2 separate regions of the Homo sapiens genome follow, and region 2 is linked to region 1. Evidence: read pairs that join two places in POLR2A ChIA-PET (ENCODE). Cell type or tissue: MCF 10A. All regions are shown on one strand.

Region 1 (5,000 bases):
CAAAGGATCAAGTTTTCACTCTGGAAAACAAAATAAAGGGTTCATGTGATATTAAAGCAGACACAAAAGCATAATCTCACAGTCAGGCATGATACAGTGACAGGTGGGGGTACTCACCACTATACTAATGAGAACTGACAGATATAACACAGCGTACACTGAAGGTGAGTCAAAATTACAGGGTCTACTCTATGACTTCCAGGTTATTCTAACCACCACCTGGCTCTAGGCCAGAAAGTCATTTGTTGAGATGAAGCAGACAGGGAGTACTGTATTTTAGAAATGATTGGTCCAAGATTCCATTCACAAAACTTAATCCACTTGAAAACGAAGGTCTGGTGTGGTGCAAAGGAACGTGCATTTTAATCCTCTTGCTACCTCGGTGAGCTCAAAGTGTAACCCCACTTTACCTTTCTGGGGATTGGCTTCCCAGTGGTAACAGGGATGGTAGTTCCTGCTCTTGCCAATTCTTAGCAGATCATTGTGAAGATTACAGAGATAATACTGGGCTCTTTGGTTCGGGAGTTGGATACAAGTAAAATTCTACTACTCTTATTTTCTACCATTATCTAGATATGATGTATATAGTGTTGTAGACAAACACCATACAATGTGAATGGTTCTTTAGCAGTCAAAGTGTTATCTAAATATCTGGTATACATACTACATTGGCTAAAGCACTGATAAATGTGGGGAAAAAAAGGAAATGGCATTTTCTAGATGTGAAAGAGTCTGCTAGGTGAATGTGCAATGTACTTTTTTTGGAGGCTATGAGATAATATATATCAAAGTGCCTGGCATAGAGCTGGTGGTACTCAATACATTTTATGTTGAATTTCCTAACTTCTTATCTGCCATGACAGTGAAGTTCAGTTTTGCTGGTAGTACTGGAAGCACACTCTCTGTGCCTTGACTATGGAAACACTATGCTCTAAAAGGAAGAAGATGCCAGTCAGAGCCAGGCAACCCGTGGCTGAAGTAGAAGAGATTCTCTCCACTTGTTTTTTATGATGTTCTCTCTATTCAAAGATGGTGAAGTTTTGAGAGTTGTCTTTTTTTTTTTTTTTTTTTTCCTGGGACAGAGTTTCGCTTTCGTTGTCCAGGCTGGAGTGCAATGGCGCGATCTCGGCTCACCCCAACCTCTGCCTCCCGGGTTCAAGCGGTTCTCCTGTCTCAGGAGAGTTGTCTTAAACTACAACTAACATCAGTTCTGATATCAGAATTATCTAAGGACACCATCTTATACCTACCTGGTCATTAACTGAAATTTCTCTCTATAGCTTCATCATTAGACATTAAAATTCCTCATGCTTAGGCTCAGTGCCTTTACATTTCAAAGAAGACATCCTATTTGCATTACAGAACAAGCCTTGCACAATTTGCAAGTGCATCATCTGTTTTCAGATTTCTTTCCTGTCTAATATTCTGGGTTAACTTAGCTGGAACATCTTTGGTTAAGATGTGCTGCTGGCAGGAAACACAAGCTTTTTTAGGTCATGGCTCCTCACTTCTTCCAAAAACTCTAGTATGTACTGTCACCTGGATAATAAATTTTCTTAATGTAATAATGACAAAAAATATTTTTCCTGATTTACTTGTTTAACAAAAATTGATTGATAGGTCTTCACACCATGTGACAATGAATATTATGTGTCAACTTGGCTGGGCTATGGTCCCCAGTTGTTCCATCAAACACTACTCTAGATGTTGCTGTGAGGGTATTTTGTAGATGTGATTAACATCTAAAATTACCTGATTTTAAGTAAAGATTAATCTTAGTAATATTCGTAGATCTCATCCAATCAAGTGAAGACCTTAAGAGCAAAAGCTGAGGTTTCTGCTTCAGGACTGTAACACAGAAATCCTGCCTGAGTTTCCAGCCTGCTAGCCTGTCCTACAAATTTCAGACTTGCCAAGCCCTACAATCACACAAGCCAATTTCTGAAATTCAGCCAATAAATCTCTCTCTCTATATATATGTGTGTGTGTATGTGCATACACACACACAGACACACGCACACATGTACGTTCTCTTGGTTCTGTTTCTCTGGAGAACCTTGACTGAAATAGCCCAGTTCAATGAGGAGATATTATCAAACATTGTATAAAGTGACAAACAGAAACAAAACCAAACAGTTAAATGGCATACTCAAGCCTATGGTGCTCAGTATTGCCTGTGGCAGAGAGGGTACAGACACCACGGAACCCCTTCTGAGATATAATCACCATCTTACAGTATGCTTCAAAAATTCCAGGATTCTACTCCCTGAAAGTAGGGATGACAAGTTTTTTTTTTTTTTTTAACAAAAATCTTTTGCTAGGCAAAGTGCTTAATAAAAATTCTTGTAAATTTTAATTTCTTTTCCAAACATGGTTTCTGCCAAATGCCTTTCTTGAGTTGAAAATTGAAGATATTTAAATTTTGGCCTGAATTTAGCCATCTGATTAACATTTCCAGCTTTGCATCTGTCACTTCCCTAACAGATTCCTATTCACCAGCCCCAGACCAAGCTCTCCCTTAGTGTGTATAGTTATTTTCTGAGTCTCCGTTGCTTCCCTCTGCTCCATTTTAACTGCCCGAGCTTCTAGAGGGCAGGGGTGCTGTCTTATCATCCAGCACAGTGCCTAGCATATCGCAGAAGCTTAGTAACTGAGAGCTGTCAGGTGCCAGCAGAACTACATCAGTCAGTGACTGTAACTGAAACTGAGTGTTACGAAGTATATACTTTTGAGCTATTCAACTTAATTCATTAAAATTTCATCACAACCTTGAGGTACAATGAAGGACTACTGAACTAAATAACCACATGTATCTGACTCATGGCTGAATCAGATTCAATACACACCAAACAAGGAGGCCTAGGCCTAACAATGTGTGTGAATAAGAAGCTCATGGGGACTGCATGGGGTCTTTTACTGAAAATACTTGGATGTCCCTTATGCTAGAATACTAGTGTTTCTCTATTCACTATACAATACAATCACCTGAGGGGTTTTAAAATGCAAACAAACCAACTGTGCCCAGGACCCATCTCAGACTAACAGAATCTCTAGGGTAATTCTGATTTTTAATCAGTATTAACAAAAAAAAAAAAGAAAGAAAGAAACAGAGAGAGAGAGAAAAGAAAGAGAAAAGAAAAGAAAAGAAAAGAAAAGAAAAGAAAAGAAAAGAAAAAAAAGAAAAACAAGCTCACCAAGTAACTAATGTGTGGCCAGGGTGGGAATCACTGTGGATTTCATAGCCTTTACCAGGGCCGAGGCTAAGTTTGCGCACTATGGGGTTCAACAGCATGCTCTAGGGGTACTGAAGCTGGGATTACAGGTGAGTTCCAGAAATATAACCACAGCCTACAGGAAACTGAGTAAGATTATAATTTCTCCCATGGGGATGCTGTGGTTGAAGCAATTTACATATTGAATACAAAATGAGTACACTAATTTAGTTACCCATAAAATTTAACTTCTTCGAGGGTATCAAGAAAATAAAGTCCACTATAATAATTCAACTAAAGACAAAGGTTTACCCCTCAATACCTTTTTGGCTTCCTCAGCTGTGACAGAACTTCCAGAGGCTTCCTCTTTGGTGATCAGAGTAATTCCATCTAAAAAGTAATTCAGAGAGTAAAATCAAAACACAAAGAATCAACCCCAATCCCATTTTCGTTTCCATCACACCTCCTCCCACCTTTGAGCTGAAGATTTCTTTTTTTTAAATAGAGACAGGGTCCCACTATGTTGCCCAGGCTGGTCTCAGACTCCTGGGCTCAAGTGATCCTCCCGTCTCGGCCTCCCAAAGTGCTGGGATTACAAGCATGCGCCACTGTGCCCAGCCTGAGCTGGAGATTTTTAAAACTATAAAGGTGCTCTGTTCTACAAAAAATATAAAACTATAAAGGCAACCAATTAACAATGACCATCTTAAATTATCTTTTCTCCAGTTTTTGCCTGTGTAATAAGCAATAAAGGCCGCATGTCAAATGCCACGTGTTCCATGAAGCCTTCCTTGATCAACTCTAGATAAGTCTCCCCTTCTTTAGAAATCTCAGATCACTTTGTTTATTCCTTTGAAATGGCTCTTGTCGTATTTTATGTAACTATTTGTACACATGTTCTCTCTCCTAAGAATATATTTTCTCAAGGGCAGACACTAAGTCTTATAAGTCTTTATATTCCCCTCAATGTACAGTATGTCCTTACTTAACTATCATCAATAGGTTGTTGGAAACTGTGACTTTAAGTGAAACAAAAGTAGGTACTTAAATAATATTGTTTCATTATAACACTGATGAGAAAAAAATGGTTTCATTATGTGTCATTTTGCTTAAAGTCACAATTTTCAAGAACCTATGGACGTTAAGAGAGGACTTACTGTAGAACATAGCAGAAGCTCAATAAATAAATGATAATTAAATGACTGTATGCTTTTGTCCAAGACATCCGGTGCCCAATATGGAACTACGCCATGCATTTTGTCTTGTGGCCATGTTACTGGCTATTGATAGAGTGGCCAGAGGACTAGGGAGGAAGAAAACATGGTCTTCACCAAGGGGCATGTCTATCATTTAGGACAGTTAATCAATTTTAGCTCAGTAAGAGCAAATCAAGGGTAGAAAATCTACTCTTTAGTTTGCTCTTCTTCCTATTTTCCTACATCAAATGGCTGATACCTGATAAACTGTTCAAAAAGCACATGTATTTAACACCCATGTGTACCTATGAATGGCCTTGGTCATCTGTATTCTCTCAGTGGCATATAAGCTATCAGAAAATATGGATTTTGCATATGACCTGTAAGTTTCTTTTCAGCAAATAATACGCTATAGGCATTCAATAAATACCAAAACCAATCTCCTTCATTTACGGGGTCAACAGCAGAGACACAAAAGTGATTTGAGTAAGCCCCCTTCACTACCCATTCCAATTCCTTTTGTTCTCCAGTGCAGAAGTTAAAGGGCTGAAAAATTAACTGTCAGGAAAACAGTTACCTGTGTGATGAAGAG
Region 2 (5,000 bases), 49 kb after region 1:
TATAGAAACCTGTGAAGACTTCCGGAAATTACTCAATACTTCTCCACTGGGGTATTTATAAATAAGAAGCTTTGTCAATAAAGATAGTTGTGGAGAGAAAAATCAAATAAAAAAGGGGAAAAGATTCATGGTTTAAAATCAGATTTCAAAATACAGCCAAAAGAAATGTATAGATTATTCCAGCTTGAGAAAAAAAAGTCACCAATAACTGGTTGACCTAAACCTGGTAAAAATCAATTTTACATACTCAAATAATTCTGGATAAGCAACAACAATTTCTTCTTGTTTTATTTTTGTTTTGTTTTGAATGGAAGCTGACACAGATTGTGAACAGAAGAGGGAAAAAACTTAATAGCCAGTTGTAAGCTTGATTTAAGTGTATATGAAAAGCATTTTGCAATACTTAAAACTACAAACACCTCCCCAATAGCACAACCAAATACATCACTGATACACTAATAGAACGGCTGAAGAATTGATAGTTTTTCACTCTTGTTCCCACTTTTCCTCCAAAAATCTCATTGACATCCCCAACATCTAATCTCCTCCCAACCCAAAAAACCTATGATCTTCAACACACTCATTCTCAGTACTTTACTTTAAAAAGGGTGACATTTAGCCTTAGATATTCAGAAACTTATCTGAATTATACATTATATATAATTCACCAAGAATCTGATGCTGATCAAAAAGTCATCAGCCCAGAAGGTAGCTCTAAATCCAAAGTGAACAGCAAGGATAAAATATGATCACAGCAGACAGATATAAGAAATCAATATTTCAATATAAGGGCCAAATAGCAAAAGGCTTCTTCCTCTCACCTTTTAAATTCCATAGACCCCTATGTGACACTTCCAGAGCCACTCTAAAATGACCACAACTCTTATGTACCCCAATGTTAAATGCAACTATACCAAGTACTTACTTGTCTTGGAAAATTTCCTGAGCAGTCACTTGATCCTTTTTCTTGGCTTCAATCAGAGGAAAAAGGGTCTTTATTTTAGAGAGAGGAATCTGACTTTTTGTTGTCACCTCAGCGGGAGGATTCAGCATATTCCAAATATGCTGCTGAATTGGGGGTAGAGGCTCCCGGGGATGTAAAGCTCTGTGCAGCAGACACTGTTGGAAAAAGTAAGGATTTTAAAACACAGATGGAGACATATATGGCTTCTTTATATTTTCTGATCAGGGATCCTCCATCTTTAGTGTGGGAGGGCTAAGTGATTCATACCACATGTAAAAAACAATCAAGAGGATTCACCTAGAACCACCTTTGTTGGCAGGATATTGGTCAATACCTAAAACCAATTGTAAAAATAGATCCAAGCCTAGCAACAGTATCTTCTGCTCTGGACCTCCTGGAAAGGAGCCTCACCTTATAAATCAAAGCTGTTGTTTTTACTACTTGGGGAATATACAAGATTCCCTAAAATACCTGATTCTAAGACCTGATAATCTGGGATTATAACTTTCTTGTTATAATCCTTTTATCTCTCTTAATCATGCTGTGCTTTCTCCCTCACTTAATCTCAGAGAATGCCATGTGGTGGATGAAACAGGTGGCTACAGGGAAGCTGCCCATGCTCAGTGAGTCCCAGAGAGAGGTCTGCAAAAGAGATGAGAATACTGAGTTGTCCCTGAGTGCTGAGTTTGCACTTTTCAGCACAAGTCCATCCACCTTTCTCTCTCCCCACTGCTACCATTCTTGCCCAAGCCCTATCACCTCATCCCTGGCCTACCAGTCACCTTCTAACTGGTTTCCCAGCTTCTCTTTCCACTGTCTGACTGGAAGTGGTCCGAGAATGAACTGCTCACCATACCCTAGGGTCCTATGATGCAGCCCTGCTTGCCTCCTCGATCGCATCACCAGCCACTTGTTCTCCTCACTCACAACCCCAATAGGCTGGGCTCCTGCTTCGCTCATACACCAAGCTCATCCTAACTTTGGGGCCTGGGCTTAACACTACCTCTGCCTCCTCTGTCTTTCCCTAAACCTCAAGAGTCAGCTCCACCCTTGCCCTTTTTTTAAAAATCATTTTAGTCTTTGCTGAAATACTATCTCCGCAGAGAGGCCTTCCCTGACACTCTATATGAAGTAGCCCCTCCACCCCATTCTACCACCCCAGTCATTTTCTGTCACTTCCCTTATTTTATATTTTTTATAGGCTCCATCATTATCTAAAATTATCAATTTTTTAGTTTACTTGTTTATTATCTAACCCTCCTCCTTACAAGTAGGGCTCTTCTCTTCTTTACTGCTGAATGAATTCTAAGCACCAAAAATACTACCTGGCACATAATAAGCACCTGGCCGATAACAGCTGAAGGAATAAAGTGCTCTTTTCCAGGGCTCTAGTTGTTGACAGCGGTGTCAAGAAGCAACACCAAGGGGGAGGGGCGCCAAGATCAAGGCCAGGGCAAATTCTCCACTGCCCATGTGAGTGAAGTTCTACACAGCATGCCACCTCATTCAACCACCTATCCTGCCTCAAGTCTACTGGGCCAGGCCTTGGCCTGCCCAGAAAAGGAAATGCTCTAAAAGGAGTATAGAAAGCAGTAAGATTAGATGTCATTAAAAAACAAAGAAAGAAATGAAACTATCAGTTTATTGATGTTTTCCTTCCTTCGATGAAGATTAATTCCAAAATTAAGGTATAACTATTCCCACTTTTAAACAACTTATAAATTGGTAATTCTAAAAAAAACAAACAAAACACCAGGGAGCTGAAGAGCTCCTGTAATTTCAAAATACTGCTCCTATCACAAAGCATGTGATTTATACTATCCCCTGGTCCCCTGGACTCCTTTCCTACACTGAAGAAAATGTAAGCTGAAAGTTTCTATTCTAAAAAAATAAAAGATGCTTAGGTTTAATAGTATCATCCAAGAGTCAATGTCCTGTAAGTTTCGAAAACCCTGAAGTAGGAATTAAGTACCAATTTCCTCCAGAAATTCCATGCGCTTCTCCCTGCTCCCTTCCCCATTTCAACCACCAACCACAACTATTCCTTCTCCATAGTATATTCATTTGTTTGTCTGAGTTTGATGCCTGCTTTCTTCTTTCCTAATTACTTGACTTTCCCTTGAGCATCAGTAACATCAGGCCTATTCAATGTAAAGCAAGGTAATCCCCAAACTGTTTAAGCAAATCCAAAAGATCCCAAACTCTGTGAATCTACCCCCTCACCACCTTCTTATTATGCATAATCCTTTATTCACAGTGCTCTCCCTTGGTTCATTAAAATACCTGAACAGCTTAGAAAGTCCTAAAGATGTAAAGCAGTAATCAAACACCCAACATAGCAGACTACCTCTCATAAACTCCTGAAGATTCTATCTGTGATATCCAATTGACATTTCTTGGAAAAGGGCTAGAACAACCAATGGACAAGTATCCTACCCAACCTTCCTACTGTAAAACATTCCAGATTTTCAGCATAAACCCCAGGCAATCTTTTCAGTGTCATCATCCGTTAAGTCAATAATAAAGGATCTACAAGAGATGTTCTGAGGTACCAACCTCCCTCTCATATTTTCTGAAAGGTCACATTTTAGGCAAATTAAGCTAAGCGAGATACTTACAAAATTCATTCAGGTAAAAATTCCCAATGCACTAAAAAAATGGGATTATGAGAAAGTGACATTTCTGAGTAGATGGGAAGCTGAGATCACCTATTTATTTCTCTTTTAAGCAACTGTTACTGGATGTGATTTTTACAATTTGAAAAAGATTAGAGGAAAAACCTACAGACCACAATAGCTCAAAAGTTACCAATATACTGATTTTAGCACCATTGTATCAATTATTTAAAAAGTGGTTTTAACTGTATACTTGACAAGATATATTTTCAGCATTTCTTTCCAAAACTAGAATTAAATTAACCTCTTGATAACAAATTAATTATTAATCTCTCTCTCCTTCTCCAAGCTCATTTACCCTTAACTGTAGGTATTTCAAAAAGAAAAAAGTGGCCTTCCTGGATCCCACAACCTCCTATAGATTACTGTGTCCTCTCTTTCTCTCTCCCTTCATCAGAAAGTCTTTCTCATCTAGGCATTGTAACCTGGCTTGCACACCATTACTCAACTGATTCTGTGTCCCCAAAGTCCTCAAACTGGACTACAAATTCCTAAAGACCCTTTGCTAAGCTCACCTCTACTCCCCATTGTGCATCTGACTTGCGATTCCTTCCTTTCCAACTCGTCTCTTCCTGTGCCTTCCAAGATGCATTTCTCCTAGTTTTCTACCTCGCTGATTTTTATTGGGGTATGGAGGTAGGAGCATTTGGTTTGGTTTTGTAACAACCCTTTTTTATATGTCTAATTGTTCACTCACGTGTTGCAGTTCTCTACTTTGTTCTCTCTCCTACTCACCCAGTGTGCTCTCCCAGACAATCTTACTCACTTGTCTTTCTGCCTCAATGAGGAGGACTCTCAAATCTGTGTTTAGACCTGACTTGTCTTCTAGGCTCTGCAACCCTGTTTGTAACTTCCCAATGAGTGTCTGTACCAGGATATCCAATAGATTTTCTCAAATTTAACACTTGTGAAAATAAATGAATTATCTTTTCCACCTGCTCATTCTGTATTCCTTATCATATTGAATGGTGACATCATCTTTTCAGTCACCCAAGCTAGGATCCTGTTATCTTCAAGTCCTCTTTATTTTCCATCAATCACTCAAGTTCTATCTATACCTTCTAAATGCCTTAAGAATTGATTCTCGTCTCCACTCTCTCCATCACTGCTTTAACTCTTAAGCCTTCAAGTGGGCCACTGAAAATTCTTTAATTACCCACTGCTGTAAAATCCAAATGACTGAGTATGGCATACAAGGTATTCACAACCTACTTACTACTTACCTTCTCTGTCACGTTTTCCATCATTTCCCCATACAGAACTTATTCTGCAGCCAAAGGGATCCACATCCTGGCTCTTCATATTTTCATGCTTTTCCATGTTATTTATTTTGCATGGCATGCCCTCCTTACCACATGCAC

Evidence for each region. ChIA-PET counts read pairs that join two places held together with the same protein. Peaks named below come from ENCODE experiments on the same cell type or tissue, not always from the same donor. Only the 100,000 strongest peaks of a DNase experiment are listed, where the experiment ranks them.
Region 2: POLR2A ChIA-PET joins it to region 1 with 5 read pairs; 7 of 35 experiments call an interaction of 5 or more read pairs at or near these places.

What each region holds. Positions count from the first base shown.
Region 1 is chr2:216,193,521-216,198,520 of GRCh38, reverse strand. It overlaps XRCC5 (X-ray repair cross complementing 5), which reads right to left. Exons shown (of 21, transcript NM_021141.4): 19 at 3,535-3,602. Among named protein-coding and RNA genes, the nearest start is that of LINC01963, 21 kb to the left of the region's middle. In MCF 10A, no CTCF peak of the experiment used is centred here; a DNase peak (open chromatin) is centred at 2,800.
Region 2 is chr2:216,144,202-216,149,201 of GRCh38, reverse strand. XRCC5 (X-ray repair cross complementing 5) reads right to left here. Exons shown (of 21, transcript NM_021141.4): 14 at 926-1,119. Among named protein-coding and RNA genes, the nearest start is that of XRCC5, 37 kb to the right of the region's middle. In MCF 10A, no CTCF peak of the experiment used is centred here; no DNase peak of the experiment used is centred here.